4 separate regions of the Homo sapiens genome follow, and regions 1, 3 and 4 are each linked to region 2. A link is an interaction called in ENCODE POLR2A ChIA-PET data of the cell type or tissue named here. Cell type or tissue: CD4-positive, alpha-beta T cell. All regions are shown on one strand.

Evidence for each region. ChIA-PET counts read pairs that join two places held together with the same protein. Peaks named below come from ENCODE experiments on the same cell type or tissue, not always from the same donor. Only the 100,000 strongest peaks of a DNase experiment are listed, where the experiment ranks them.
Region 1: POLR2A ChIA-PET joins it to region 2 with 10 read pairs; 9 of 35 experiments call an interaction of 5 or more read pairs at or near these places.
Region 3: POLR2A ChIA-PET joins it to region 2 with 17 read pairs; 9 of 35 experiments call an interaction of 5 or more read pairs at or near these places.
Region 4: POLR2A ChIA-PET joins it to region 2 with 14 read pairs; 10 of 35 experiments call an interaction of 5 or more read pairs at or near these places.

What each region holds. Positions count from the first base shown.
Region 1 is chr17:78,732,348-78,740,347 of GRCh38, reverse strand. The region is part of intron 1 of CYTH1 (cytohesin 1); the gene reads left to right. Among named protein-coding and RNA genes, the nearest start is that of CYTH1, 46 kb to the left of the region's middle. RefSeq lists enhancers at 405-694, 6,462-6,521. In CD4-positive, alpha-beta T cell, CTCF peaks have their summits at 3,328 and 3,556; DNase peaks (open chromatin) are centred at 2,807, 3,427, 3,917, 4,313 and 1 weaker place; H3K4me3 peaks cover 3,804 bases; H3K27ac peaks cover 3,669 bases.
Region 2 is chr17:78,813,818-78,821,817 of GRCh38, reverse strand. It overlaps USP36 (ubiquitin specific peptidase 36), which reads left to right. Exons shown (of 21, transcript NM_001385174.1): 8 at 757-827; 9 at 1,806-1,888; 10 at 3,040-3,151; 11 at 7,266-7,406; 12 at 7,945-8,000. Among named protein-coding and RNA genes, the nearest start is that of USP36, 23 kb to the left of the region's middle. In CD4-positive, alpha-beta T cell, no CTCF peak of the experiment used is centred here; DNase peaks (open chromatin) are centred at 2,268, 2,677 and 4,567; H3K4me3 peaks cover 557 bases; H3K27ac peaks cover 4,741 bases.
Region 3 is chr17:78,756,282-78,764,281 of GRCh38, reverse strand. All of the region lies in intron 1 of CYTH1 (cytohesin 1), which reads left to right. Among named protein-coding and RNA genes, the nearest start is that of CYTH1, 22 kb to the left of the region's middle. In CD4-positive, alpha-beta T cell, no CTCF peak of the experiment used is centred here; DNase peaks (open chromatin) are centred at 4,831 and 5,281; H3K4me3 peaks cover 1,542 bases; H3K27ac peaks cover 6,184 bases.
Region 4 is chr17:78,744,962-78,752,961 of GRCh38, reverse strand. All of the region lies in intron 1 of CYTH1 (cytohesin 1), which reads left to right. Among named protein-coding and RNA genes, the nearest start is that of CYTH1, 33 kb to the left of the region's middle. RefSeq lists enhancers at 3,859-3,928, 3,989-4,048. In CD4-positive, alpha-beta T cell, CTCF peaks have their summits at 7,176 and 7,375 (motif pointing right); DNase peaks (open chromatin) are centred at 4,021, 4,731, 5,221 and 7,421; H3K4me3 peaks cover 1,877 bases; H3K27ac peaks cover 7,605 bases.

The sequences.
Region 1 (8,000 bases), 81 kb after region 2:
GACCTGTGAGGCCATGGGTGGGTGGAAGGAATGATGGGGCCTTTAAGGCAGAGGCTGTGGGGAGTGGAGATGGGGGACCTGGTTGGCAGCATATCAGAAGATAGCAGCTCCAGGCCTGGTGCAATGGCTCACGCCTGTAATCTCAGCACTTTGGGAGGCCAAGGTGGGTGGATCATTTGAGGTTAGGAGTTCGAGACCAGCCTGGCCAACATGGTGAAACCCCGCCTCTACTAAAAATACAAAAATTAGCTCAGCATGGTGGCAGGCACCTGTAATCCCAGCCACTCGGGAGGCTGAGGCAGGAGAATTGCTTGAACCCAGTAGGCAGAGGTTGCAGTGAGCCGAGATCGCGCCACTGCGCTTCAGCCTGGGCAACAGAGCGAGACTCAGTCTCAGAAAAAAAAAAGAAAAGATAGCAGCTCCATTCTTTCACTTGCCAGGCCAGAAAGCTCGGAGTCACCCTTGACTTCTCTCTTTTACACCTCACGTGGACTCCATTGGGACATCCTTGGCTGTACCCTGAAAGTAAATATAGCAAGAATATGGCCACTTTTATCAAGTAAGCCGCCAACCCGTCTCACCTGGATGACTATAGCAGCCCCCCAACTGGTCTCCAGCTCCTGTGCTGGCTGTCTCCAGTCTGTTCTTCCCCACAGCCAGAGTGGTCTTGTTACAAAGGAAGCCACAAAATGCTCTGTTGCTCAGAACCCTGGCAGCAGCTATGCATCTCACCCAGAATGGAAACCAGAGTCCTTAAAATAGCTGCCAAGGCCCCATGCAGTTCGCCTACCACCCTCCTCACCTCTGCGACCATATCTTCCACTCCTCCCTACACTGTTCTTCCTGCTCCAGCCACAGTAGCCTCCTGGCCCTTCTCAGCAGAGGCCTTCCCTGACTGCACTTCCACTTCCCCCACTCCACAGTACTTATTTTCTGACATACTGCATATTTTACTTACTTGTTTCCCCACCTTTCCCATCTCGTTAGAGTGGAGACGCCACGAGGGCAGGCATTTTGTCTCTTTAGTCCTCTGATGTCTCACTAGTGGCTGGCACTTAATGTGCTCAGTGAATGTTGAACGAAACAGATAAGACAAAAGATACAACTATCTTTGTAAAAACTTTTTAAAAACAAGTGACTGGTTATGACAAAATATTTGTAACATTTCATACAAAGGATTTGTAATCTACAAATCATTTAAAAAATGATAAGCAATAGAAAGGTGGGCAAAGGCTTTGAAAAAGCAATTCATGAAAGAGGAAATACCTCAAACTTACGAAAAGATAATCAGCATCATCAGTAATCAGGTCAGTGCAAATGACCAACAACAACGAGAAACCGTTTCCCACTGTCTGACTGGCAGAAGTTAAGTTTGGTCCCATCAGGGACGTGGCAAGCACTTTGGCAGCATCTGTGAAAGCTTTAAGTACTCAGGCCTCATGACCAGCTTTTCTGCCTTTGGGTGTCTATTCCAGAGAAACGCTATACCATTTGACAGTAGGGAGAAAATAGAAGTGACCTGCCCTCTTACAAGTTGGGATCACTGGCTGTGAATCAGACCTGATACCAGAAGATAGAAATGCTGTTTGGGAATCATTAAACATAGGTTTTGAAATGGTGCAGGCTGGGACTTACAACTGTGATTTTGACATACTAAACCAAAAGGTGACACGTTGGGTTTATATTAATTGCCTCTACAAAACAAAGTGTTTTTTTTTTTTAAATATATGCATATGTATTTATTCAACTGTTATTAGGCAAGAAAGAAGAGAATGTGATGAAGTCTTTGCCCTGGAGTCATGTCAGCACCTTCAGAGTCTGACTGGAGACAGCGCCCCGTTGTCTTGCTGTAGATGTGTGTGTTCCCAGCTCCCCAGTGAGACTTGGCCAAAGTCTAGCACTTCCTGCAAAGCTGCTGCAGGTGTTTGCATTTACAATGAAGACTAATAGGAGAGGGGTTTGGGAGTCCAGCAGAGAGCAGGGTGCGGAGGATGGGCTCTGCAGCCAGGTCTCGTGCTTTGGCAAGCCATGCAACGTCTCTGGGTGCTAGCATCCTCATCTGTGATCTGGGGATGGCGAGGACACTCACCCCATGGGATGTTTTCAGGATTAGATGAGTTAGGTCACATCAAGCTAGGCACAGAGTAAGCATGCAATAAATGTTATCTATTACGATGATGAGGTGGGAAGCTATGTCTGGATCCAGCAGTTCTACTTGTGAGAATTTTTTTCTATGGAGATAATTAAAGAGATGTGCCGAAACGTGTGCACACGTGTATTGAGATACGTAGAAGAATTGGAAATCACTTAGAAGTCTTACAATATGGGACTGGTTAAATATTATGTCTAGACTGAGAAGAATAATAAATGTGATAGATGTCCATTTACAGTCATGAAAAAATGTTATAAGTAAAAATAAGTAGCTATAAAACGACATATAAAATATCGTGTGTGTGTGTGTGTGTGTGTGTGTATCTATAGAAGAGAGAGAGAATATATATAATACTTATAACAAAAGTCTGGAAAATGTCTACCAAAATGTCACCAATGGCTATCTCTTGGTGATAGGATTAAGGTGTTTTTTTTCCTTGTTACTATTTTCTAATCTTCAACAATGAATATGTGTCATGAACATGATAGGACTGTGCAGGCAAGAATCTTTGGGTGCAGCATATTAGAAATCATAATGGAGATGAAACTGAACTTAGATTGGGAGTTTGGCCCTTGGATTTTTTTTTTTTTTTTGCCTCTAATATCTGCTTTCTGCTTTTAGCCTGTGACCTCATAACATGCTGTAATGATTACGATCTCTTAGTCATGCTCTTGGGAAATGGGCTATTATCTCATTGTGAGGGGACCAGGGATTTTAATGATTCCATTTTAAGAAAATGTAGTCGGCTTTCCATGGGCTCCCCATCCATGGATTTAACCTATTGTGGATGGAAAATATTTGGAAAATAAAAAAAGGTCACACCTGTACTGAATACATACAGACTTTTTTCTTTTCATTTTCTTTAAACAATATAGCATAACAGCTGTTTACATAGCAGTTACATTGTATTTGGTATTAGAAGTAATCTAGAGATGATTTAAAGTATATGAGTGGATTTGTGTAGCTTATGTGCAAATAATTAAGGACTCAAGCATCCGTGGGTTTTGGTGTCCATCGGAGTTCCTGGCACCAGTCCCCCTTGGATACCAAGGGACAACTGTACTTGAAAGTGAAGAGAAAAACAGCAGTGAGTCCTGGCTATGACTTTGGTTGAGTTTGAGAAAAGACTAGAAGTGTGGCTACTAAACTAGTTTGACTCCAGTGTAAGATTGCTTTCAGGGAAGCAGATGGTTAACACACTCGGAAGGTGCTTGAGCTCGACTTCAGGAACTGGGTGGTGGCACTGACTGGGAGTGCCGCTTCTTTGGAGGCTGGAGGTTGATTGGCCCAGGCGTGCAGCCAGCCATTGCCTGTCTGTTCAGGAAGCAGCTCTGAGCTGCCCTAGTGGCTGGACAGCTTCACAGGTATCCCCGGCCCCTCCCAGTCAGACCCCACAGGAAAACTTGGCTCCCAGTAAGTTACCGCTCTCCTGGAAGCACAGAACGGACTTTTCGTGTCCCGCTGTAAGGAAACAAGATGGTCCTTAAAACCGAAGAGGAGGACGGTGAGTCAAAGCCGCAGCCCCCGGCCGGGACTGATGCGGCTTGGGGTATATGGAGTGGAGTTTTAGGTATCTCTTTTCATTAGTATGTGAAATCCTGTGAGGATAGTTTACTGAGCCTTTTGGGGAGGAGTTAAGGACCAACCTAGACTCTGGTTTTTATCTTACTGTTTTCAGGAGAAAGACTGCATAGTCTCTTAGTGGTTAGGAAGCTGAGGCTCTCTCGGGTGTGTGTGTGTGTATGTGTGTGTGTGTCAGAGAGTGAGAGAGAGGAGAGAGAGAGAAAGAGCGAGAAGAGAGAGAGATATTAAGGTAACTCAGTGTTTTTAAACCAAAGAAGTTCTCCTCCAATCTTTGCTTTCGTTAGAGTTCCGCCTTGGGTGTTTCTTGGTAGATTCCACTTCATACTTGGTGATTGTGTCTACTTCCTGTATCAAAATAACAGTTGGTCAGAACTTCTGGGAATTCCACAAATATCCAGAAAGAATCTGATACTAAAAAGTAAAGACATTAGAGATCGGATTGAAAGAACCAGTGAGATTTGGGATAAATAGTACTTGTTTTGTTAAATAAAATGTGTCTAAGGGAAAAGACGATGTGGTCTTCTCCCTTTGGTTGTTAGGTGAGGACTGTTTGAAGCCTGGGAGGGCAGGGTCTGTAGAACTTCCTTTATCTGCTCCACACCTGTACTGTAAACAGTGGAGCTATGAGTAATGGGATGACAAGCTGTGCCTTCTAAATCCCAAGAGATTCTGCTGAAGAGCTGTGTCTTAAAGCCCTGGGTCAACACAGGAGTTGTGTTTGTGGATGTGTGTGTGTTTTATTGTATTTTATTGTGGCACCTTATCAGATGGTGGTGTTGTAATGCTGCAAGACAAAATAGTAAAATGCGTACTGGGTTGTAGCTGGTAATGTGTGATATTTTTAAGTTTGGAATAAATATCTGGCTATGTTTCAAGTGGATTTTGTGAAAGTTGTAATAAAACTTGGGTGTCCTCTTTAGGCTTTTCCCACTCTGGTTCACTATAAAGCACATTTGAAAGCCCCACCTCTAAGTGCAAATGATCCTGGACAGTGTCCACGGGCGACACTGAAAGCTGCAGCACGCGTGGGGGACGCTGGGAGGGAAGCATGCACAGGTGTCCATAACGATACTTCTGTATCTGAAGAGGGGTCAGTAGTGAGGGGACGTGCCAGGCCAGGGCTGAACTGCCTGCTTGGTGCTTTTCTAACTGAAAGGTGAGTCCACACTAGCCAAGATCTAGTTCCAAAGGGAACACTTTTGAGAGTGGAAGAGGACACTAGTGACTATGCTGGGACAGCAGGAGTGAGCCGGGCCTGGCCATGGTCCCTCACGCTTACTTGCTTCTGGTCCTTCCGGGTGAGCCTAGCTTCAGACCCACCGGAGGTGCTGTGTAATAGTCACTTTTTATCCTGGAGGCTTCAAAAGTCAACATGAACTACCCTAATCAACAGTGGGAGTGATGGGGGTGGGGCATGAGGTTAGGGGCCGGGAGCTTAGAGGTAGAATTACTGAACAGCTTTGCTTTGACCAAGTAACCTTAAAGAACTGGTGCTTCTTCGCTTCCCTTACCCCCTCCCATGGTATTTCCTTGTGTTGTCACCTGGGACTGAAGGCAGTGTTGCCCTTTAAACCACTGCTAAAATAGATGCCCTTAGACATTGCCGTGAGAGACAGAGTGGCATTTAGGTAGGTGTAAAAGGAGGGGGACAAATGGAGTTTCCTCTGGCAGGTCCCTGAGATCCCAGGGGAGGGCAGAAGTTAAGAGTCAGTTATGCTTTCCATAGAGCTGCTTTTAACTAGACTTACGCCCTAAAGAACACGCCTAAGAAAGGGTATGTGGGGGTTTTTGAAAATATTCTTTAAGGAAGTCAGACTCTTCTGCTGCATTAATCTCAAACCCACAATTTTTAGGTTAAAAATATTGCTTTCTGGCTGGGCGCGATGGCTCACACTGATAATCCCAGCACTTTGGGAGGCCCAGGCAGGCGGATCACCTGAGGTCAGGAGTTCCAGACCAACCTAGCCAACATGGTGAAACCCTGTCTCTACTAAAAATACAAAAATTAGCCGGGTGTGGTGGCAGGAGCCCGTAATCCCAGCTACTTGGAGGCTGAGGCAGGAGAATAGCTTGAACCCAGGAGGCTGAGGTTGCGTTGAGCCGAAATCGTACCACTGCACTCCAGCCTGGGTGACAGAGTGAGACTTTGTCTCTAAAAAAAAAAAAAAAAAAAAAAAAAGCTTTTTTTTACCTGGTACATTGGTACATTGGTACATACATTCGTCAGTTTTCATTCTGTATATGTGTGTTAGTGAGAATTAACCAGTTTAATTAATTGGGCACTATTTTCTTAACTGCCATAAGTTATTATTATTTTTAGCTATTTAATCTTGTTAATGTCAGTCCCCCTTGATTTGCCTTTTTTTTTTTGAGACAGAGTCTCGCTCTGTTGCCGAGGCTGGAGTGCAATCTTGGCTCACTGCAACCTCTGCCTCCTGGGTTCAAGCGATTCTCCTGCCTCAGCCTCCTGAGTAGCTGGGACTGCAGGTGCATGCCACCACACCCGGCTAATTTTTGTATTTTTTGCAGAGACGAGGTTTCACCATGTTGGCCAGGCTTGTGTTGAACTCCTGACCTCATGTGATCCACCCACCTTGGCCTCCCAAAGTGCTGGGATTACAGGCGTGAACCACTGTGCCCGGCCTTGATTTGCCTTTGAACTCTCTCTTTGGCATCTCTTTGGGATAGATTCCAAAATCTTTGGTGTGGGACCTGAGGCCCTTCACAGGCAGACACTAAGCCCCCTTCAGGGTGCCAGTTCAGCCCTGCTGTGTCCTGGGCCTTGCCCTGTGGTGTGCCCATTGTTGCTGGCCTCTGTCACTTCCATACACTTTATCTTGCTTGGTATACACCATTCTGTTCTTGTCCATCTGGGGAATCCGTTGGTCCTTCAAGTTCTGGCTCACAGGTTGGCCCCTCTGAAGCCTCTTGGCATCGCCTGGAATTCTGTGAGTACTTGCTGCACTTGGCCGCTGTGGCCGGGTGTGCTGCTGCTACGGGCTTACATGCCTGTCCCCACTGGCCTTCACTTTCTGTGCAGGCCAGGGACTGGAGCTGTTTAAATCCCAGCTCCAAGCACAGGCTGCGCCTATGGCAGATGCTCAGTAAACGCTGAGCTGAAGTGAATCTGTGTATTTCAGTAAGAGAAAAAAAAAAGAGCTGAGGATGCAGCCGGTGACCGGAATGTGAATTGGGCTCTATTGGTAGTGTACCCGAGGTAGATTATTTGTACTCATTGAGTCTTTATCTTACCTGTAAACTGATGAGAACAGTGTATAGTTCATTGTCAGGAAATATGCAGAGTTACAGTTGAGCTTTGTTGGAAAATTTAAAAAAGTGGAAATGAGAAAACATTTTAAGCTGTAAGATAGCATGTGTGTATAAACTAGTATTATTTGTAGGAAAATATGCCAAATAGAATGAAGTATAGGCTTCCTCAGTGGGACACTGGATTTTCAGATTGCTTCTAAAATGCTGTCCTTGACGTGAACTTTCCATGTTATCCTTTTTTTTTTTTTTTTTTTTTTTTTTTTTTGAGATGGAGTCTCACTCTGTTGCCAGGCTGGGCGTGATCTTGGCTCACTGCAACTTCTGCCTCCCGGGTTCAAGTGATTCTCCTGCCTCAGGCTCCCGAGTAGCTGGGACTACAGGAACGTACCACCACGCCCGGCTAATTTTTGTATTTTTAGTAGAGACAGGGTTTCACCATGTTGGCCAGGATGGCCTCTATCTCTTGACCTCGTGATCTACCTGTCTTGGCCTCCCACAGTGCTGGGATTACAGGCGGGAGCCACCGCGCCCGGTGGTTATCCCATGTTTTAATGCGTGCCATGTGATTGTGGTAGTCTCTAGTTGGACAAGTTGCTCAGGTTGTGGTGTTTGCAGGAAGACCTGAGGTGCTGTAACTATCAATTCATATCCCCCTAGATATTTCTCACTCCCTTCCTTATGGATTTTGTATTTTGCAGAATCAGAAATGGTTACATCTTTATTTTTAAGCAGGAGCATGTTTGGCATTGTACAAAGCACACATCATAGCAAGAAACCTGTATCACCATCTGCTGTGACAAGTTTTGAAGAGGATTCACTCTGGTTTGAATTTTATAGGCTTTCCTGTTGAGTACACCAGAGATGAATGCTCACGGTATTACACAGAGGATTAGAACTGCCCTTTCTTCTTAATGAAGGTGAATAGAAACAAGGGCTTGGATTCTGCCCCTCTGAAGAAAGCTGACCCTTATCCATTATCTGAGTCTTTGTGTAG
Region 2 (8,000 bases):
CTGAGGTCTTGAGCCATGGTTTCCTCTGAGACTCTTGGCCCGCCTGGCCACTGGAGCAGTTGTTAGAATATTCCCACGAGGGCTGGGTGTGGTGGCTCACGCCTGTAATCCCAGCACTTTGGGAGGCCGAGGCAGGAGGATCACCTGAGGTCAGGAGTTCGAGGCCAGCCTGGCCAACCATGGCCAACATGGTGAAACCCCGTCTCCACTAAAAATACAAAAATCAGCCAGGCGCGGTGGCACATGCCTGCAATCCCAGCTACTTGGGAGGCTGAGTCAGGAGAATTGCTTGAACCCAAGAGGTGGAGGTTGCAGTGAGCCAAGATCCCACCACTGCACTCCAGCCTGAGTGACAGAGCAAGACTCTATCTCAAAAAAAAAAAAAAAAAAAAAAAAATATATATATATATATATATATATATATATATATTCTCATTAGGAAGTGCCGTGCACGCGTGCAGGGAGGAGGCAGCTCTTCCCTCTGCTCTCCCTCAGCAGGAGAGTACCGCACGTGGTGGTCAGCAGTCCAGGCAGGGAGGGCCCTGTGAGTGCAAAGATATTGACATCCATCTTTGTGAACTTCAGTGGTGAAAGAGAGCTCTCTGTTCGGACACCAGGATGCTTCAGGGGCTAGTGGGAATCTCATCTTTGGCCAAAGCCCTGCTGAGAGTCTGCCTCCCTGCTGGGTCTCGGTCTTGGGAGCTGGGAGTGCCTCTGCCAGGCCCCACCTGCTCCACTGCCTCTGTTCTGTTGCAGTGAAGTGCTCCGTGTGCAAGAGCGTCTCGGACACCTACGACCCCTACTTGGACGTCGCGCTGGAGATCCGGGTACAGATCTGTCCTGCCCTTCACTTTTGCAGTAGGAGAGCGAGGCCAGAGGGTGAAACAGAACCCGCAGAACAGTAAAGGCATCAGATCAAAATAGATAGGGAGAAAACTCCTTTGCTCCCTGCCGCCTTGCAGTACAGACCATTGTCTTTACCTGTTTTTTTCTAGAGTTTTTCCTAAGCGTATCCTTTTATTTAAAGAAAAAAATGGTAAAATTGGGTTTTGTGTCCTGAAGCATGAACAGGAACAACGCTGTCCCCAGGGCTTGAGGAGAGTCTGTTGTGTGCTCTGGGCGGCGTGCAGCCTTTGGAGCTTGGTGGCTCTGTGGGCCTCACCTGGGAGAGCAGCCTTGGCTTTGTCGCACATCCTGCTGCAGCTACAGGGTGCGGGAGGGTGGTCTGCCTTTGCTGGGCCAACCCAAGCTCCAGAGCAGGTCCAGCTACAAGATCATCCTGATAAAAGTGACTGATTCATGGCAGACCTGCAGCTGTCATTTCTTTGCTTTGCTTTTTTTTTATAGGGGCTTGAGGGACAGGGTCTTGCTCTGTGGCCCAGGCAGGAGTGCAGTGGCGCAATCATAGCTCACTGTAGTGTTGACCTCTAGGCTTAAGTGATCCTCCCACACAGCTGGTACTACAGGCATGCACCACCACGCCTGGCTAATTTTTTAAATTTCTTTGCAGAGACAGGGGTCTTGCTATGTTGCCCAGGCTTGTCTCAAACTCCTGGCCTCAATGATCCTCCTGCCCCGGCCTCCCAAGGTGCTGGGATTATAGGCGTGAGCCGCTGTTCCTGGCTGCTTTCATTTCTTGTCTCTGGAGAAGGAGTCCCAATCTGGCAGCTAGTGGGCAAATTTTTATGCGAGTCTAAGTTCTGTGATTTGCTGCCTCAGCCTAAAAAAGACCTTAAATTTGGCATTTCTTGAATCAGCCTTTTTCCTCTGCTGTGTATTTTACTCCCTGTTTTTGTCCTCCTCAGCAAGCTGCGAATATTGTGCGTGCTCTGGAACTTTTTGTGAAAGCAGATGTCCTGAGTGGAGAGAATGCCTACATGTGTGCTAAGTAAGTTTCACGTTGCTTGTGGCAGAAGACTGATACCAGACGGGAAATAAGTCCCCTCACCTGACAGTGTTGTGCCCACCCACTCTTCCTTAGCGGTGACCGCTGCTCGCATTTCTTGAGGAACCTATGTGTGTCCTAAAAACTCAAACTTCTAAATAACACGAATGAAGCAATAGCTATGATTTTTATAGCTACAGTTTACACCATACCTGTTCTAAAGATGCCGCATATATTGTGCAGTAGGGGCTGTGGTTTCCCATTGCTAGGGATGGTGAAACTGAGGCACAGAGAAGTGAAGTGACCAGCCATGGGGCCACACCAAGAGGACGTGGCAGAGCACGAGCTCACATCAGTTCACACTGGCTGGCACCGGGCGGCCGCCCCAGGGACTGTGCCCAACCAGCTGCTCTCTTGCCTCTTAAGGAGTGTTTTCTTTGGCTTTCATTTTTTACTTAACTGGTTTTGGACATTTTTCCGTTTCTGCAGATAGAACTCTTACTTTGTCATTTGTTGCATTTTTAGTAGTGACAGGGTTTCACCTTGTTGGCCAGGCTGGTCTCGAACTCCTGAACTCAGGTGATCTTCCTGCCTTGCCTCCCAAAGTGCTGGGATCACACTACTACAGCCGGCTGAATATCTTTATATCTAGGTCCTTGTAAAGCTGTAGGCACTAAAGAATATATTCTTAATTCTGCTTTACTCTTCTTTAGGTCTGTTTCCTGCAGCTCTCCAAGCTGCGCGCCTCTGCTTCTGTTTTCTCTCCCTGTGTTTGCGCATCTTCTAGCTTTGCTTACGTTGACTTCCTGCCTGCCCGTTTTATCACTCAGCCACATCTGCTTTAATTTGCTCTTTCCTGTGTTGGCCCAAAGCAACTTTTTCCTGTATTTTATTTAGTTTCCTGGTGGGTACAGTACTTTTATTTTTTTGCTTTAGAATCTTCCCACTTTCTGTAGTCTTATTTCCCTGTGGTAGCTTTCCTTTACTTGAGGCATGCTTAATGTGATTTTGAGAGGAGCAGAAGGTCGAAATCTCATTGATGAAGATTCCACTATTACAGAGCAGTTGTTGCTGTTATTAACTTAGCGTTAAGACAACATTTTTCAGAGCACGAATCAATCATTCATTAATCTTTCTCATCACCTTCTTCATAGATGCAAGAAGAAGGTTCCAGCCAGCAAGCGCTTCACCATCCACAGAACATCCAACGTCTTAACCCTTTCCCTCAAGCGCTTTGCCAACTTCAGCGGGGGGAAGATCACCAAGGTGAGCGCTCGTGACACCATCCCAGGCAGCTCCGTGGGCCACAGTCGGCATCAGAATAACACGAAGAAAGTGATAGCCACGAGTTTGATAGCTGCTGTTTACACAGTACCTGTCCCTGTTCTAAAGGTTCTACACATATTGTGAAGTAGGGACTGTAGTTTCGCCCTTGTCCAGGACGGGAAGACAGTCACAGAGAGGGGAAGCAACCTGGGACGCCTTTTAAAAATAGACGTTTCTGGGTTTATCCCAGTGCCAGTGAATTTGAATCTCTGGAGGACAGGGCCCAGGAATCTGCATTTTTGCAAAATCCCTGAATGCTTGTTATACACAGTCAAGTTCCAGGGCCACTGTCTTAATGGATTTACCGCAGCTTCTGGTTGTGCTTGGGCTGGTCCTGGCAGGGACTTTCAGGGTTCTCCAGATGAGTGTGATGAGCACTGGGCGGTGGGACTTGCATTGTCCATGTCCTTTTGATGTCTAGAACAGGTGCCGTTGCATGCTCTGGCTTTTTATGAAATATGGAGTTTAGAAAAACTACTTTTGACACGATGGTATTTTATTGTTTAAATTTCATTTTGTTTTAAGACAGGGTCTCACTCTGTCACCTGGGCTGGAGTGCAGTGGCATAATCAGCGCTCACTACAGTCTTGACCTCCCAAGCTCAAGCGATCCCCCTGCCTTAGCCTCCTGAGTAGCTGGGACTGTGGGCACATGCCACCATGCCTGGTTAATTTTTTAAAAAGTTTTTTGTAGAGACAGCATCTTGCTGTGTTGCCCAGGGTGGTCTCAAACTCCTGGGCTCAAGTGACCTGCATGCCTTGACCTCTCACAGTGCTGGGATTACAGGTGTGAGCCACCATACCTGGCCTATAGTGGCATTTTCATAGAAGATGTGTTTCTTTTTTCTTTTTTCTCTTTTTTTTTTTTTTGAGACAGAGTCTTGCTCTGATGCCCAGGCTGGATTGCAGTGGCGCTGTCTCCACCTTCTGGGTTCAAGTGATTCTCCTGCATCAGCCTCCAGAGTAGTTGGGATTAAGGCGCCCACCACCACACCTGGCTAATTTTTGTATTTTTAGTAGAGATGGGGTTTTGCCATGGTGGCCAGGCTGGTCTCGAACTCCTGAGCTCAGGTGATCCGCCTGCCTCAGCCTCCTAAAGTGCTGGGATAACAGGCATGAGCCACCGTGCCCAGTAGATGTCTGTATCTCATAAAAATCTAGAGTTCTGTTCTGAGAGCCTGGTTATGTGGTTTGGAATGACACCCTTGGCTGAGCCTCCGTTTCCTCACTGGTAGTGGTGGGGGCTTGCTTAGGTCAGCATTTCTCAAATGTGTTTGCAGATTCTTAATGTCGTAGACTCAGGTGTCGTGTAACCACAAGGGCATGTTTTAAGAAATGTGTCACCAGGCAATTCTGTCACTGTGTGAACATCATAGAGTGCATTTACACAGACGTAGATGACGGAGCCAGCTGTATGGTATAGCCCATTGCTCCTAGGCCACAAACCTACACAGCCTGTTCCTGTCCTGAATACTGTAGGCAGTTGCAACACAATGGGAAGTATTTGTGTATCTAAACATAGAGAAGGTACAGTGAAAATGCAGTATTATAATCTTATGGGATCGCTGTTGTATATGTGGTCTGTCATTGACCAAAACATGTTATGTGGCACATGACTGATGGTATGTGACGTTTAAGAACAGGCAAAATTAATGGTGACAGAAATCAGAACAGTGAATATTTGAGATGGGGGCAATGACTGGGATGTGGGAATTTTCTAGTTGATGTTCTGCATGTCCATCAGTATATACTTGTCAAAACTCTTTGATCTATATACTGAAGATCTATGCATTTCAACAAATCCCACAACTCAGTTTAAAAAAATGATTTAGGCTGGGCACAATGGCTCACAACTCTAATGTCAGCACTTAGGGAGGCTGAGGTGGGAGGATTGCTTGAGACTGGGAGTTTAAGACCAGCTTGGGCAACATAGTGAGACCCTGTCTCTACAAAAAAATTTTGGTTTTTTTGTTTTTTTTTTTGAGACGGAGTCTTACTCTGTCACCCAGGCTAGAGTGCAGTGGCACCATCTCAGCTCACTGCAATATCTGCCTCCCAAGTTCAAGCGATTCTCCTGCCTCAGCCTCCCAAGTAGCTGGGACCACAAATGTGTGCCACCATGCTTGGCTAAATTTTGTATTTTTAGTAGAGACGGGGTTCCACCATGTTGGCCAGGCTGGTCTTGAACTCCTGACCTCAAGTGATCCACCCACCTCGGCCTCCCAAAGTGTTGGGATTATAGGTGTGAGCCATCATGCCCGGCCTAAAAAATTTTTATTAATTGGCCAGTCATGGTGGCGCGTGCCTATAGTCCCAGCTACTTGGGAGGTAGAGATAGGAGGATTGCTTGAGTCCAGGAGTTTGAAGTTACAGTGAGCTATGAATGTACCACTGCACTCTAGCCTGGGTGACAGAGCGAGACTGTGTTTCTTAAAAAAAAAAAAAAAAATTATGCGTATGTTTTTCGGAGTTCCTAAACACACGTCTGTATATGACCCAGAATAATGGCAATCCTGTCATGTGGGCTCTGTGCTGTCCTGGTGCACTCAGCCTACAGCTGCCATGCCAGGCACTATTACTGCTAAGAATATATGTGTGTGCATGTATGTATATATGTGTGTGCACGTATTATATGTGTGTGTATGTATATGTGTGTGCATGCATGTGTGTATATGTGTGTGTATGTGTGCGTATGCATGTGTGCGTGCATGTATGTGTTGTGCATGTATGTATATGCGTACATGTGTATGCATGCATATGTGTGTGTGTATGTATATATGTGTGCATGTGTGTATACGATGTATGTATGCATGTATGTATATATGTGTGCATGTATTTTATGCGTGCATGTATGCATATATGTATGCATGTTATGTATATGTGTGCGTGTATTTTTTTCTATGAAAAATTGGTCAGTTTTGGGAAGACATTTTAGCATGACCTTTCTTCTGATCCAGTTGATTAAAAGTCTTACTTGCGGTAGCAGTTGGCTATATTAATTCAGCACTTTTATTTCTGAAGATCTAAAACCCAGCATTCTCTCCCTTTTCTCCCACCAACAATGTTCCTGTAAAGTGGAGGGAAAGAAAATGAGTGACCCTTCTCATTTGATCGTTAGGAACCAGGTGGTGAGAGAACTAATGGAGATGCTTGACAAAGACAAGAACAGATCCTGCATTGCTTGATGGGACAATAAAGTTTCCCATAGGCTGGCTGGAGAAGACTCACTTCTCAGCATCTTGGTGTTTTTTCTTTGTTTGTTTGTTTTGATTGTTTTGAGATGGAGTCTCGCTCTGTTGCGAGGCTGGAGTGCAGTGGTATGATCTCGGCTCACTGTAACCTCCACCTCCTGGTTTCAAGCGATTCTCCTGCCTCAGCCTCCTGAGTAGCTGGAACTACAGGCACGTGCCACCACGCCTGGCTAATTTTTGTATTTTTAGTAGAGACAAGGTTTCGCCATCTTGGCCACGATGGTCTCAATCTCTTGACCTTGTGATCTACCCGCCTCGGCCTCCCAAAGTGCTGGGATTACAGGCGTGAGCCACCGCACCTGGCCAGCATCTTGGTTTTTAATCATTGCCTGGGGGAGCTCCTGCACAGCGTTGCTGCACACCCATTCGCCCCAAATTGTCTTTTTCTTGTTTGTGGCGGGGCAGTTTTGAGACAGTCTCGCTCTGTCGCCCAGGCTGAGTGCAGTGGCTCGATCTCGGCTCACTGCAACCTCTGCCTCGCGGGTTCAAGTGATTCTTGTTCCTCAGCCTCCTGAGTAGCTGGGATTACAGGCAGTGCACCACCATGCCCAGCTAATTTTTTGTATTTTTATTAGAAGTGGGGTTTCGCTATATTGGTCAGGCTGATCTCGAACTCCTCGAGGTGATCCCCCTGCCTCAGCCTCCCAAAGTGCTGGGATTACAGGCGTGAGCCACTGTGCCCGGCCCCCAAATTGTTAAAGACCAGACAAGCTGGGCATTTTGTGTGGTTGTGGATGGAAAGGGCAAATTGATCTTTACTCTCAAAGTGAATTTTATTTGTCTTTTCCTTGATTTTTCAAACAGGATGTAGGCTATCCGGAATTCCTCAACATACGTCCGTATATGTCCCAGAATAATGGTGATCCTGTCATGTATGGACTCTATGCTGTCCTGGTGCACTCGGGCTACAGCTGCCATGCCGGGCACTATTACTGCTACGTGAAGGTGAGAGGCTTGTGTCAGTGCAGCTGCCTCCTGGGACAGGTTTCAGCACCCATGCACATCCAGATGCGGCCTCTGTAGAGCACTTACTTTGTGAAAAGTGTGATGTTTTGTGGTTGTATTCAAGTCCTCGTTGTTGCCTCTCTGCGTGGAGTGAAAAGATGCCCTTTACAGAAGTGTTGCACCAGAATCTAGTGTTCTCAGACTTGCAGGGAGACACGGAAGAGGCAGCCGCTTCTGGTGCCATCCTTAGAACCCTGGCAAAATCGGCCATGGTGATGACACTGCCTGAATGTCCTTTAGAAGGGACAGTTCCTATCTGTTGGGGCACTAGGAAGGAACTGGGACGCAGAGCACACTTTGGGGTCACATTCCGAGTTATGAAAATATTACACGTTTTAATAGAAGTTGTTACCTGTTGATTATTAATAGTGTTTGGAAATGTAGCAACTAACAGATTTTTTATTCCCTTTTTAAAAAGTGAGGATAATGGGATGCTTGTTGATTGTTTTGTTTTCTGCAACATCCTTGGCTGCTTCAGGCAAGCAATGGACAGTGGTACCAGATGAATGATTCCTTGGTCCATTCCAGCAACGT
Region 3 (8,000 bases), 58 kb after region 2:
GAGGTTTCATTGAGCCGAGATAGTGCCACTGCACTCCAGCCTGGACAACAGAGCAAGACTGTGTCTTAAAAAAAAAAAAAAAAGACATTTAGATGGAAATATTATTTTATGGTATTAGTTGTGAGCTTATAAAAAGAAGAAAATGATTATTCTATGTTTTGTTTTTTCTTTGAGACAGACTCTCGCTCTGTCACCCAGGCTGGAGTGCAGTGATGGGATCTTGGCTCACTGCAACCTCTGCCTCCCGGGTTCAAGCGATTCTCCTGCCTGAGCCTCCCGAGTAGCTGGGACTGCAGGCGCACACCACTGTGCCTGGCTAATTTTTTTATTTTTGGTAGAGACAGGGTTTGGCCATGTTGGCCAGACTGGTCTCAAACTCCTGACCTCAAGTGATGTGCCTATCTCAGCCTTCCAAAGTGTTGGGATTACAGGCGTGAGCCACTGCGCCTGGCCTATTCTATGTTTGAAAGATGAGTGTAGCAAATAAATTCTTTAAGAGGAGGCTAGCATACTTTCCCCCTTATCCATGGTTTCACCTTCCATGGTTTCAATTATCTGCAGTTAGCTGTGGTTTGAAAATATGTGAGTATAGTACAAGGAAATATTTTGAGAGACTACATTCACGTAACTCTTATTACAGCATATTTTATAGAACAACTTATTGTTCTTTATTATTTATTATAATGTTCTTTATTATTAGTTTATTATTAATCTCTGCCTACTTTATAAATTTTATCATAGGTATGTATGTATAGGAACAAACATGTTGTATATAGGGTTCACTACTATTTGTGGTCTAGGCATCCGTGGGGGGTCTTGGAAAGTATCCCCTGTGGATAAGGAGGGACTACTCTATAACCTACAGTAAGGTGATTTGTGGTGTGAATCCACTTTATTCTAGGAAGTATTAAGGTGTTTGACAAATGTGTATATAAATGTGTGTATCTTGAGAGGGATTAAAAGTCTTTTTTTTTTTTTTGGCACGGCCTCGGCTCACTGCAACCTCTGCCTCCTAGGTTTAAGCGATTCTCCTGCCTCAGCCTCCCAAGTAGCTGGGACTACAGGCATATGCCACCACTCCTGGCTAATTTTGTATTTTTAGTAGAGACAGGGTTTTACCACGTTGGCCAGGCTGGTCTCGAACCCCTGACCTCAGGTGATCCACATACCTCTTCCTCCCAAAGTGCTGGGATTACAGGCGTGAGCCACCGTGCCTGGCCAAAAGTCTTTTTTTGAGATTAAAAACATCCAGAAAGCAGCCGGACGGACATTTCCATTGTATTAGTTTCCTGTTGCTGCCATAACAAATTATCACAAATTTAGTGGCTTAAGACAATATACATTATTATCTTACAGTTTGGAGGCCAGAAGTCTGGAATGGGTCTCACTGGGCCAAAATGTATTTCAGCAGGGTTGTGTTTCTTTCTGGAGGCTCTAGGGAAAGATCTACTTCCTTACCTTTCCAGCTTCTAAAGGCTGCCCACACTCCTTGGCTCTTAGCTCCTTCCTGCATCTTCAAAGCCAGCAGTGGCTGATTGAGTCTCACCTCTCATCACTCTGACACTGATTGTCCTGCCTCCCTCTTCCATTTGGAAGAATCCGTGTGCCCACTTGGATACTCTAGGATAATCTCCCTCTTCTAAAGTTGGCTGATTAGGAGATGTAATTCCATCTGCAATCTTAATCCCCTTTTGCCATGGAATTTAACATGTTCACAGGTTCCAGTGATTAGGACATGTATATCTTTGGGACCATTATCCTGCCGACTACATCTATACATCTACCTTAGTGCCTTTGCCCATGGAATGTTTCTTGTGAGAATGGGCAGTTTAATCCTTCCTGCATATCATTTTCTTCTTATGGAAGTGTGCCTCATGGGTATTAAGTATTGCAGTACTTTGTAGACTTTGTCTGACTTCGTGAAGCATTTCTAGTTTTAGAAGAGTGCTCCTAATTCAAAGGTAGGGGAAGGCATGTGCAAAAAAGCCGCCCTTTCCACTCTATATTCTGCTGATCAGCAACACTATTTGTCATCAAATTACCGGAACAGAGACTATCTTGAGTCAGAAGGTTATGTTGTTGCTCTCTGTTCTTAGGAATGTTTTTGTACTCTGAGAGTAAAGATAATTTTTCCTGTTGTCAGGTAATGGAAATGTCCCTGAACAATGGACCTTGATAGGAAAAAGAAGTTTATTATTCTAGAAGATGTTGGCACAACATTATTTGGTAATTATTTTTCCAGAAATCTGCTGTTTTCCCCCATGTCACATGATGGACACCTCATTGTATGGAGGAAGCAGGCCAGATGCTGTTACTCTTTCAAACGTTTATGTTAAAGGCTCATTTGGTTTAATTTCCACTCAGAATAGATGTTAAGGATACAAAACCAAATGTCTAGCTGACTACTACTGTTCTTTCCCTTTCCTGCTCTTGCTTTGGACTACTGTTTTCTCAAACGTATAAATGTGTGTGTATAGCATTCTAATAAGAGGAATTTAAGCTTTAAAAAGTTTTTAAAAATAACACTCTTTTTTTTTTGTTTTTGAGACGGAGTCTCGCTCTGTCCCCCAGGCTGGAGTGCAGTGGCGTGATCTCGTCTCACTGCAAGCTCCGCCTCCCGGGTTCACGTCATTCTCCTGCCTCAGCCTCCCAAGTAGCTGGGACTACAGGTGCCCGCCACCACGCCCGGCTGATTTTTTGTGTTTTTAGTAGAGACGGGGTTTCACCGTGTTAGCCAGGCTGGTCTGGATCTCCTGATCTCGTGATCCGCCCGCCTCGGCCTCCCAAAGTGTTGGGATTACAGGCGTGAGCCACCGCGCCTGGCCCCTGCCTCTTGATTTTTAAAGAGGTTTTAATAAGCTTTGAGTAGTGTGAGTGCTTTTAGTTCCCTGTATTATCACGTTCCCAAGGTCAATTGATTTTAACACAAAAATAGGTTACACATCACCCCATTCCAGCCTAGAGCAGGACTAGAAAAAGCAGTTCCTGTGAGAATTAGTTCCCCTTGGAGATCTGAAACTTGAAATCTGAAAACAAGAACCTCTTGAGTTGGGACTCAGAAGGTGGGGAACTGCTGTTGTGTACCAGAATGTGTGCACAAGGGTGTTTATTGTAGCATTGCTATGTGACTGAAAACTTGGAAATCGCGAGGCTGGGCGCGGTGGCTCACACCTGTAATCCAGCACTTTGGGAGGCCGAGGTGGGTGGATCACAAGGTCGGGAGTTCGAGACCAGCCTGACCAACATGTTGAAACTCTGTCTCTACAAAAAATACAAAAATTAGCCGGGTGTGGTGGTGCATGCCTGTAGTCCCAGCTACTCAGGAGGCTGAGGCAGGAGAATCACTTGAACCCGGGAGGTGGGTATCCCATTTATCAAGAAAATATATAGAGACTGTCTCTGACTTATGGTTGACTTTACGATGGGTTTATTGGGAAGTAACCCCATTGTAAGTTGAGGAGCATCTGGGATATATTTTGATTTTGAGAAGTGATGTCATCAGACTTACTTGATACCTGTAACTTTTAGAAAGATAAGTATATGATGCTTTTTGTGTAAAATTACTTTTTCACTTCTATTTAAAAGTCTTAAGTTCTGTTGTAATGCGATTTTTGATTTTCTAGTGTTTAGAAAAGAGGGTTTTAAGATAGTAGAATGTTGTTGCTTTCTTTTAAACTATATATATACATATATATACATATATATGTATGTGTATATATATATACATATATATATACATATATATGTATGTATATATATATATACATATATATACATATATATGTATATATATATACATACATATATATACATATATATATGTATGTATATATATATACATATATATATGTATGTGTATATATATATATATACACATATATATATGTATGTGTGTGTATATATATATATATATATATATATATATAAACCTGCTATTTGGATAGAGGCCAGAATTAAAACATCAGTAGTCAAAAGAGGGAATTCAGTGTTTCTTGAGTTTTTAGCTTTATATGTCTAAATTTGTAAAATTCAACCATGTATTTTCCGTTCCACATGGGCACCTTTTGCAATTGTGGTAGCAGATGTCCTAGGCAGATGAACATGCAGAAGTGGTTTGTTTAGCCTTCCCTTTTAAAGTTCGTAATCTAGTAAATTTGGGTTAGAATGGTGGTTCCCATACTTGACTAACCCGCAGAATCCCTGGAGGAATCTTTCAAAAAAGCCATTTATTCTGGTTCCTTACTCTAGCCATACCAAACGTACCAGGGCAGATCCAGGAATGAGTGAATGAATAAATACGTACATACATGCACATGCTTGTACACACATGCACACAAATATACTTCTAATGCCCCTAAATTTGGGGACCCCAGGTGTGGAAACTCACGCTTCAGAACCTCTAACTGTTCTCTCCAAGGTCACATCACACAGGCAGGCTCTGGCTTGAGTTGGCCTGGCCAGAGATGCTTCCCTTCATTTCCCGTGTTGAGTGTATAAAATGATTTCACAAGAATTTGTGCGTCCATGATTGTAGGAAGGGATGGCTGAGTGTTGAATGCATTTCCTCAGCTGTAACTATCTAATTTATGTGGTTTTGCTTTAAGCCATTCAGTATTCCGCTTGGAGGGTTTTGAACTTACAGAGGTTTTTAAGAAGAGGCTCAACAGATGAAAGAAGCAAGAATAACCAACCTTGGATTTTTGTTTTTACTCCTTTATTATAGCTACCAAGTATATAGCTACCTACCCACTTTAGCTTCCCCATGTGTCTTTGTGTGGTTTTCTGTTTTGTTCCTTTTAAGAGATACCGTCTCTTTATGTTGCAGCTGTTGCTAGGCAGCCAGTGGCCAGGTGCCAGTTTTAGAGCCCTGATCTGTACAACAGTGAGGAAGCAACCTAAAAAGACCCCTTTGCCTACCCCGTTGGATGAAAGAGAGGCTTGGCGCTGGGATGTAGACTGCTAGGCGCATGAGACCTACGAAGAACTGAGGCTGCGTCCACTTACCCAGAGTGTCTTTGGAGAGTACCTTTTAGTCCTTCCTCGGGGCAGTTGCCATATAGTCTGAAAATGAAGCCACCTCAGGCAGTGGGCTTCGATTGGCTACAATTGTGCCCTTCTTACTTTAGCACTTTGGCAAACATTGAGAAAATTATTATTATGGAAATTTTCTTTCTGTTTTGAGACAGGATCTCACTCTGTTGACCAGGCTGGAGTGCAGTGGTGTTGTCATAGCCCACTGCAACCTCGATCTCCTATGCTTAAGCAATCCTCCCACCTCAGCTTCCTGAGTAGCTAGGGCCACAAGCACATGCCATAACTCCGTGGATGCCGAAAGTAGATAACGAGACCTACTGGATCAGAATGAGGCAGATTAGTACACATCGCACAGCAAATAGCAGGAATATCAGCATGAAAGTGCTGGTGCCCCTGACCTCAAGTCTCGTGGGGTGACATGATGGGCCCAGATGATGTCTATGCATGAATTGGGTTTGCCTACAGCTGAGGAACCAAGGACCACCAAGGACTTAGCACTTTCCTTTCTTTTTTTCTTTCTTTTTTGTTTTTTTGAGATGGAGTTTCGAGTTTCACTCTTGTTGCCCAGGCTGGAATACAATGGTGCAATCTCGGCCCACTGCAACCTCCTCCGCCTCCTGGGTTCAAGCAATTCTCTTGCCTCAGCCTAGCGAGTAGCTGGGATTACAGGCATGCACCACCATGCCCGGCTAATTTTTTATTTTTAGTAGAGACGGGGTTTCTCCATGTTTGTCAGGCTGGTCTCGAACTCCTGACCTCGGGTGATCTGCCTGCCTCGGCCTCCCAAAGTGCTGGGATTACAGGCGTGAGCCACCACACCGGGCCTGGGCTTAGCACTTTTTATAGCAAGTGATAGACAGGCCAGGCTTCTTCTCCTCAATGGGGGCATGTCATGCTACAGTCTCCTTGACCAACTTCATGTCGCCAGCTACAAGAAGACAGACCTTGCAGTTTGGCACTCTCAGCAAGGACATGCAGGGATGCTTGGGGCCTCGGCCAAAGGCAGCATGATATAGATGGAGCATAGTTTAATTAATCATCCTGTCTTGTTATTTAGAAGTTTCCACTTTGTTCCTGTAAGAAAGAATCCTGTAACATTCTTGTGGATAAAGTTTTGCTCACATTTCCAGTGATTTTCTTAGGCTAGATTCCTGTAAGTGGACTTACTGGGTTAGGGAGTTTAACTTTGTAGTCTCTTGATATGTACTGCCAAATGGGTTTTCAGAAAGTGTGAATCAGTTTACACCTCATACCAGTATATGATGATACTTGTTAATTTATCCTTCCTGACATTGAATTACTATTTTTTTAAACTTTTTTTTGAATTTTTTTTTTTGAGGCAGAGTCTTGCTCTGTCACCCATGCTGGAGTGCAGTGGTGCGATCTTGGCTCACTGCAACCTCCACCTCCCTGGTTCAAGCAATTCCCCTGCCTCAGCCTCCCAAGTAGCCATGCCTGGCTAATTTTTTTTGTATTTTTAGTAGAGAAGGGGTTTCACCATGTTGGCCGGACTGGTCTTAAACTCCTGACCTCAGGCAGTCTGCCCGCCTCAGCCTCCCAAAGTGCTGAGATTCAGGCATGAGCTACTGCACCCGGCTGAATATTTTTTTAATCTTTTGGGTTGCTGATATAATTAAAATTTTTTCCTGCCTCTCTCAGCATTGGCAGAATGAACTTTGTTCTAAGAACCTCGGCTAGTGTTTACATGTATTAGAATGGGAAAATTATAGCAGCTTCTTTCCCAGGTCGTTTTTTATTCATCTATTCAACAGATACTTATTGAACACCTATAATGAGCTGGACACTCTATGGGCCTTGCAATTTAGACATGAATAGAGTTCTCAGGTACCTTACATTCTAATTAGAAGGAGAACTTTGACCTCTAACCAAGACCTGTTTAATTCATAGGAGGGTTTCTTTTCTTTTTTTTAAACTGCACTCACGGTCATCCCCCCAAAGGATGAGGGTTTCTTAAGTTATGTTGAAAATTCAAACCTTGAGTCCGGGCATGGTGGCTCACGCCTGTAATCCCAGCACTTTGGGAGGCCAAGGCAGGTGGATCACGAGGTCAGGAGATCAAAACCATCCTGGCTAACACAGTGAAACCTTGTCTCTACTAAAAGTATGAAAAAATTAGCTGGGTATGGTGGCGGGCGTCTGTAGTCCCATCTACTCAGGAGGCTGAGGCAGGAGAATGGCGTGAACCCAGGAAGCCTGGGCGACAGAGCGAGACTCCATCTCAAAAAAAAAAAAAAAAAAGAAAAAAAAGAAAAAAATTCAAACCTTGAAATTCCGCCTTGTGAATAATCTTAGTCTAATTTTTGCCATGTTTATTGGAATATAGGCCAGTGGTTGAACTTTGTGTTCCTAACCTCTCAGCATCCTTGTGTCTCCTGGTGATTATGAAGGCTTTTTTTTTTTTAAATGAGATCTTGCTCTGTCACCGAGGCTGGAGTGCAGTGGCATGATCATAGCTCACTGCAGCCTTGACTTCCTCGGCTCAAGTGATCCTCTCACCCCAGTGGTATTTTCTAATAGACATCTGTGTCCCCAAAATGTGTTAAAGACTTTTGAAGATGAGTCCACTCAAATAATGATTTAGTTCTGAATAGACAGATTTTTAAATTCTTTTTTGTTTTTTAGATGGGGTCTCACTGTGTCACTCAGTTCTCTGAAGGACTTCAAATAGCCTCATTAGCAAACTAGGGGTACTAACTGACATTTTCAGCACCTTTAATTGGTGATGATGAGCACATTAATTTCCATTTGTCTATTTGCTGCAGACTTTTCAGGTTCCTTCTCCTTGTTTTAAAAAAATTATTGAGGTATAATTTACATGGAATAAATGGTATCCATTTAAAGTGTACAGTTTGGCTGGGCGCGGTGGCTCATGCCTGTAATCCCAGCACTTCGAGAGGCCGAGGCGAGTGGATCACTTGAGATCAGGTGTTCAAGACCAGCCTGGC
Region 4 (8,000 bases), 69 kb after region 2:
TGTCCTGTTTCCCAAGATTATGAATGTCTTGGCAGGACTAGTCTTGAACTAAACAACAACAAAATTCATGCGTTATAGTACTACCTATGGCTTTGTATTTAATTAGGCATTTTAACATTTTCAGTATCGTATTTAATCTGTATAATCACATTGTGATATGAGGTGTGTGACCTTACTTATATTTACATGGTTAAGATTATAAACTGAAATACGTTGTTGAAGTTCTCTCTCTTGGCCAGGTGCAGTGGCTCACGCCTGTAATCTCAGCACATTGGGAGGCTGAGGCGGGTGGATCATGAGCTCAGGAGTTTGCGGCCAGCCTGGCCAATAATGAAACCCTGTCTCTACTAAAAATACAAAAATTAGCTGTGCGTGGTGGCGCGCACCTGTAGTCTCAGTTACTCGGGAAGCTGAGGCAGAAGAATCACTTGAACCCAGGAGACGGAGGTTGTGGTGAGCTGAGATCACACCACTACACTCCAGCCTGGGTGACGGAGCAAGACTCTGTCTCAAAAAAAAGAAGTTCTCTGTCCTGTCTGAGATGATCGGCAGCATTGTTTATCCCTGTAGCCCTGGTACTCTTTATTGATAGTAGAGATTTTACTCCAATTAGGTACTTTTTAAAGGTAATTTCTATGAAAATCTCTATAAAAATGCTTATTAAAAAACTCCTTTACAGTGGAAAAGAGTAATAACTAACATTTCCCTTTTTCCTCACAAGCTCTAAACCTACTAGAAATAGAAAAAGAAATCTGAACATGGAGATCATATGATCAGCCTTGTAACTGGCGAAGAGAGGGAGATGGAGGAGTCCTTATTTCAAACATCTAGGAAATATGTTGCAAATTAGTAAAATAGGTTAAATTTCTCCGTTTCTTTCCCAGTAATAGGATCTTTGAACTAGACTATTTGAAATTATCATTTGAGGCCGGGCGCGGTGGCTCACGCCTGTTATCCCAGCACTTTGGGAGGCCGTGGCAGGCAGATCATTCGAGGTCAGGGTTTCGAAACCAGCCTGGCCAACATGGTGAAACCCTGTCTCTACTAAAAATACAAAACAATTAGCCGGGTTTGCAGTGAGCCGAGATCATGCCACTGCACTCCAGCCTGGGTGACACAGTGAGACTCCGTCTCAAAACAAAACAAAAAACAAAAAAGATGAAATTATCATTTGATATAACCAATAGCAGAGAGATACCTGTACTCTGATTCCTTCTTCGTTTATGCAGTCAATCCTTGTTATTTGTGGATTTTGTATTCATGAATTTTCCTACTCACTAAAGCTTATTTGTAACCCGCAAATCAGTCCAAAGGTAGTCCTTTCGTGGTCATTTCTGGACATTCACAGAGCAGTGAAAAATGCAGTTTGCTCAGTGTACACATTTCCAGCCACTGTGAAACAAGGTGACTGATTTCTTGTTTCAGCCCTCATACTGTAAACAAATGACCTTTATGTGGTCTATTTAGCATTACATTTTTTTTTTTTTGTATTTTTGTGCCTTTGCTGGTGACTTGCTCTTTAAAATAGCCCCTAATCATAATGCTGAATTTCTGTCTATTGTTCCTAAGTACAAGAGGCCATGATGTGCCTTATGGAGAAAATATAGTATGTTAGCGAAGCTTTGCTCAGGAATGAGTTACAGTGCTGTTGGCCATGAGTTCAATGTTAATGAATCAACAGTTGGCTGGGCATGGTGGCTCACATCTGTAATCCCAGCACTGTGGGAGGCTGAGGCAGGTGGATTGCTTGAGCCCAGGGGTTTGAGACCAGCCTGGGCAACACGACGAAACCCTGTGTCTACTAAAAATAGAGCCCATGTCCCCCCGCCATGCGCCCATGGTTCCAGCTATTCAGGTGGCTAAGGTGGGAGGATTGCTTGAGTCTGGGAGGTAGAGGTTGCAGTGAGCCAGGATGTCACCACTGGACTCCAGCCTGGGTGACAGAGTGAGACCCTGTCTTAAACAAAACAAAACACAACAATATATATTAAATAAGCCATCTTTAAACAGAAACCCATATAAACAAGGTTATGTATTGTTCAGTTGACAAAAGTGTGACCAGAGGTCTGTAGGAACCTAACCTGTATTTCCCCTAGGAGCAACGGTTTAGTCTTTTCCAATTCAGTGTTAGCAATGACTATTTTTGTTTTTTTTTTTTTTGAGATGGAGTCTCGCTCTCTCGCCCAGTCTGGAGCGCATTGGTGTGATCTCGGCTCACTGCAACCTCCACCTCCCGGGTTCAAGCAATACTCCCTGCCTGTAGCTGTAGCTGGGATTACAGGCGCCCACCACCTCACCCATCTAATTTTTGTATTTTTCATAGAGATGGGGTTTCACCATGCTGGCCAGGCTGGTCTCGAACTCTGACCTCGTGATCCACCCGCCTAGGCCTCCCAAAGTGCTGGGATTACAGGCATGAGCCACTGTGCCCGGCAACAGCAACAACTTTTTAAACAATAACTACTTTGAATAGCAAGAATCAGCTATAGCTTAGCCCTCTTCCTACCCCTAAACTTCAGGCTGTGACATCCCAGTGCCACATTTGACATCTCCTGGGGGATACCTACAGGGTCTCTCACAGTTGGCATGGCCACAGCAGAGCCCCTGGTGCTGTGTCCCTCTTTATTCACCCCACCTGAGAAATAGCATATCCGCTCACATAGGTGTTCCCATCAAATGTTTTGAATGTTTTGATATCAGCCTTCCCTTTCTCTTGTTCTGCCTATCCAGTTCATTAGTAGTATGGTTTATTCTACTTCCAAAACGCATCTTGAAGTAATCTGTTTTTCTGCATCTCTGCTGCTGATGTGCTAGTGGAGGCCACTGAATTACTTGCCTGGATGCCACATGAGCTTCCCGTAGCTGATGCCACTCTGTGCACCCATATCTCATGTTCCCTTCCTTCTGGGCACGTGGAGAAGCATATTCTCACCCCCTGGCCATTGATTTGCTATCCTTTTCAGACCCAGAGGGAGCAGGCTAAGAAATATTTTGTGGAATAAGTATGTGGTATTATTTTAGGAGCACTTGGTATTTCTTTGGGTAATAGTAGTTTCTGCAATTTGAGGACTGCTTCTAAACCTGTTAGGAATATTTTTTGAACTGTAAGGGAATTTTTTTTTTAGGGCAGAGAAACATCTGAACAATGTATTAAGTAAAAGCTTGGAGAAAATCTTGGGAAAAAAACACTTCAAAAATAGATTGTTTTAGAGTTCTTTTTTTCTGAAACCACCTGCCTTCTAAAGCAAGATAATTAGATTTTAAACAATGGTTTCTGCTTAGTTAGGTTTTTTTTTATTTTTTTATTTTTATTTGTTATTATTATTTTTTTGAGACAGGGATCTCAATTTGTCACCCAGGCTGGAATATAATGGCATGATCATAGCTTACTGCAGCCTTGACCTGTGGGCTCAAGCAATCCTCCCACCTCAATCTCCTGAGTAGCTGGGACCACAGGCACACCCACCAAACTTGGCTAATTTTTAAATTTTTTTTTGTAGGGGGGATGGAGTCTCAATCTGTCACCCAGACTGGGGTGCAATGGCACAATCTCTGCTCACTGCAACCTCTGACTCCTGGGTTCAAGCAATTCTCCTGTCTCAGCCTCCCGAGTAGCTGGGATTACAGGTGCCTACCACCATGCCTGGCTAATTTTTATATTTTTAGTGGAGACGGGGTTTCGCCATGTTGACCAGGCTGGTCTTGAACTCCTGACCACAGGTGATCTGCCTGCCTTCGCCTCCCAAAGTGCTGGCTGGTCTCAGACTTTTGGGCTCAAGTGATCCTCCCACCTTGGCCTCCCAAAGTGCTGGGATTACAGGTCTGAGCCACTATGCCTGGCCTAGTTTGTTTTTAAATCAATAACAGGTATCAAGAAGTTTGGACTGGCTGACCTTGGTGGTCTTACTGCTGCCACCTTTGCTCTGCCTCACACAGTATGTGGGTGTGTTGGGCCCTTCTCGCAAGCTCCTCTGTCATGTGATGGTTCCGTCTTCAGGGCTGTGGCAGGACCGCGCTGGTTCAGTTTGCTCTGTGTCAGCTGAGTAAAGGATGGGTGGAGTACACCAATTTTGTAACTTGTAACATTTGGTCTTGTGGTTTTGCAAGGAAGGGGTGATATATAATTAGTAAGGCAGGAGAGCAAAGGAAACAGGAAGGGGATCTGCAGTGCTCCTGTATCAAAGTAGATCTCCAAAGCAACAAGGGACAAAAGCAAGCACACTCCTCCCGCCCACCCGTTTTTACTTACTCTTATTTGATCAGAGAACTTTGCTTTCATAAACATCCTTGAATTAAGGCTGGAATTTTTTGGTAAAAATTCCTAACTGAATTTGGTTTAGAAGTATACAGAAAACCCAATGAATTAATTGAATAATCTCCCTTACCCCCTTCTTCAGACAATTCTCCTGTATTCTCTCAAGTAATAAAAGTACTAGAAAGATCAATTGTATTTATCATTAAATGGCTGGTGCTTATAATTTATTCCTTGAATCCAGTTAAACAGTGAGCTTTCCTGATAACCTAGGCATTGTTGTCCCCTACAGTAACCTGGGCCTGTTGGATGTGTAAACATTTTCCTTTGACCCAGGACTGTGTTGAAACTATTTGTTAATCACACAGCAGGATGATCAATACTTACACCAGCTGACGGGACACCTGGCATGACTACTCAGTGATCCAGTAAAACCACGCCAAGCTGGTTCCATAGAGTTTTCATTTTTGATGATAGGACTCGTAGCTCTCAGAATCAGAGAATGTTTAGAGGTGAAACTTACCACAAATGTGGGTCAGCATCTTTAGTTTGTTTCCGGTGTGTGGGGTGCAGTGGCGGACAGTGAGAGAGCCATGTGATGGGAGGAGGCTGCAGAGCTGGACTTTGAATAATGGGTAGGGTTCAGAAAAGTAGAAAATATTGTGAAATTTATTTTATTTTGTTTTTTTGAATGAAGCAACAAAAACAGAGATTTATTGAAAATGAAAGTACACTCCACAGTGTGAGAGTGGACCCGAGCATAGGGGCTCAAGGGCCAAAAATACTGTGAAATTTATTTTAATCAAAGTGGAACATAGATATAGTTTTAAAGATCCTATACAACACAAAATTTTACGTGCTTATAGCAGCAGTTTTCATAAGAACCCCAAAGTGGAAACAACCAGATGCCATCAGCTCATGAGTGGGTAAAGAAGATGAAGTCTGTCCCTACAAGGGAAGATTCTTTAGTCATAAAAAGGAATGAAGTTCTGACACATGCTGCAACATGGCTGAACATAGAAAACATTGTGCCAGGTGAAAGAAACCAGTCACACAAGGCCATGTATTAGGCAAATCTGTAGAGGCAGAAAGTAGATTAGTGGTTGTCAGGGGTTTGGGGATGCGGGAATGGGGGTGACTCCTATGGGGTATGGGGTTTTCTTTTGGGGATGATGAAAATGTTCTAGAATTAGATAGTGGTGGTGGTTGCATAACTTTGTGAACATGCTAAAATCACTGAATAGTATTCTCTAAAAATGTCCTGCCTCTCCCAGACAGTGCCTCCTCCCCGCAGATGTTGACCTCTAGATCCTTCAAGATTGGGACCGCAGTGCAGTATTTGAGTCTCCCCAGATCTCTTCCTAAATACCAGAGAATGCTGCTGAGAGTGTGCATTTTCTTAAAAGTCACTCCCCTCGTTAGTATACCTGTGCCACTATCTTCCCACCCCTCCCAGGGACTTTTTCTATTCTTACTCTACGAGCCTGGCATACTCTGGGCCTTCAGAGCCTGATCCTTAGCATGCCATGTAGTTTTTTCTTTTTTTTTTTTTTTTTTTTTTTTTGGCGCTGCCATTACCTGTGTCCTCCAATGAACTCTTGTGTTTTGAAGAGGGAGATACTTTGTTTTCTTGACCTTTGTAGGTCTAGCTCTTGGCTAACATAGTGCTTGGCACAGTTCAACAGACATCATTTAGAATGAACACATGGTAAAGAGTCAAATCTTTTTTTAATAAATCAGTGTACACTTTTATTATTATTATTTTTGAGACAGAGTCTGACTCTGTCACGAAGACTGGAGTGCAGTGGGGTGATGACAGCTCACTGCAGCCTTGACCTCCTGAGCCCAGATGGTCATCACCTGCCTCGCCCTCTGAAGTAGCTGAGACTACAGGCACGCACCACCACAGCCAGCTAATTTTTTAGTTTTCTGTAGAGACGGAGTCTGTTTATGTTGTCTAGGCTAGTCTTGAACTCCTGGGCTCAAGTGATCCTCTCACCTCGGCCTTCCAAAGTGCTGAGATTATAGGCACGAGCCATCACACCTGGCCTTTCAAATTATTACTCTGATGAGTAAATCAATATGTGAAGAGCAGCTAGAAAATGGGAGAGTCGGCATTCTAAAAGTGTTAGGCTCTTTCAGATGGAAAGTAAGAGAATCTCAGGTTACCATGTAGTGATACTTTTACCCTAGGAAGACAGAGGAAGTAGGAAACTCGGTCGCCGCACTGTCACTGTGGGTCTTGGAGCTCGGGTCTCCTTGTGGGAAAGTGGCCTTTGTAATAAAATCTTGCAGGTGTTGCGTAATTTCATTAGTCTACATGGTGAGGAATAGAGGAGGTTCAGAGAAGAATATACATGTATTTTGTATACCTCAGAATTTTAGAAAAGAGAATCCTGAATATTTTTTTGGAGGAGTTGAGGAAGAAGTAACTGAGGTTTAAATTTTATCTTTGCAGTGATGCCTGTTCTGACCGTCTTATTTAAAACTTAACAATACCTGACCCCACCCCCTGCCACATACTTCTCTTTTCCCCATAGCACCCATCACTTTCTAGCATGTTACTTATTATTTATTGTGTATATAGTTTTTTGCCTATGTCTGCCTGTATAGTAGAAGCCTATTATCACTATCCCTCAAATTAGCCAGTGTGTGTGGACAAAGGGCAAACCAATGTTGATATTAACAAAGCCCTTTCAGGAAATCAGTACTGGTGAATATACACATAGGAACTGGCACATGCGCTGGGTAGAACATGAATTGCCTCTCCTCTCCCTATATATGTTCAAAAGGTAATGAAATTTTTTTTTCTTTTTTTTGAGACAGAGTCTCGCTCTGTTGGCAGGCTGGAGTGCAGTAGCACAATGTCGGCTCACTGCAACCTCTGCCTCCTGGATTGAAGCAATTCTCTTGCCTCAGCCTCCCGAGTAGCTGGGACTACAAGTGTGTGCCACCATGCCTGGCTAATTTTTGTATTTTCAGTAGAGACGGGGTTTCACCATGTTGGCCAAGATGGTCTAGATCTCTTGACCTTGTGATCCACCCGCCTCGGCCTCCCAAAGCGCCGGGATTACAGGGGTGAGCCACTGCGCCCAGCCAGGTAATGGAATTTTTTGGTGCAATTTCTATGTCAATCTTTTAACAATCTTTTCATGTAGCCAGCAGAGGGCAGCACAGATGGAATTTATGACATTCAGTATTTTTGACTTTATTTTAAAGGGCGTTTAAAACTACTGTAGCAACCACTTCTAGGAGTAGTGTGAAGTTTATTTCAATTTCAGGTTTCTTCTTATTCTTTCTCGCTTGTAAATTGTGCTGTTTCTGCTTTGTCTTTATGGAGGAGGTTATTTCTGTTTACCTTATCATCATGAATATGTCAAATTAATACTTTCCAAAGTCTTTTTGACATGTTTCCAGATGCCTCCGAGGGCTGTGGTGAGGTTGGCGATGGTGGGTCCTGAAGGGGCACTGTTCTTTTGCCTCCAGAAAGTAGCAATTACTTGAACCAGAGTTCTTCGAGGTCTTCCCAATGCTCCCAGGCTCCACGGTGCACAGGAGACTGCAGTCCTGGCTCAAGGGTCCTCTCTGAGCATCTGACCAATGCTCTTGACCCCCTTCTCAGAAAGAAAAATCCCCAAAATGTACATACTCAAAACCACACAGTTTTTCAGTTTTGTGGCAAGTTATGGAACTGGTCATGGATTTTCTTGATAGAAACTAAATAAGATCAGTCTTTGTGATGCATACC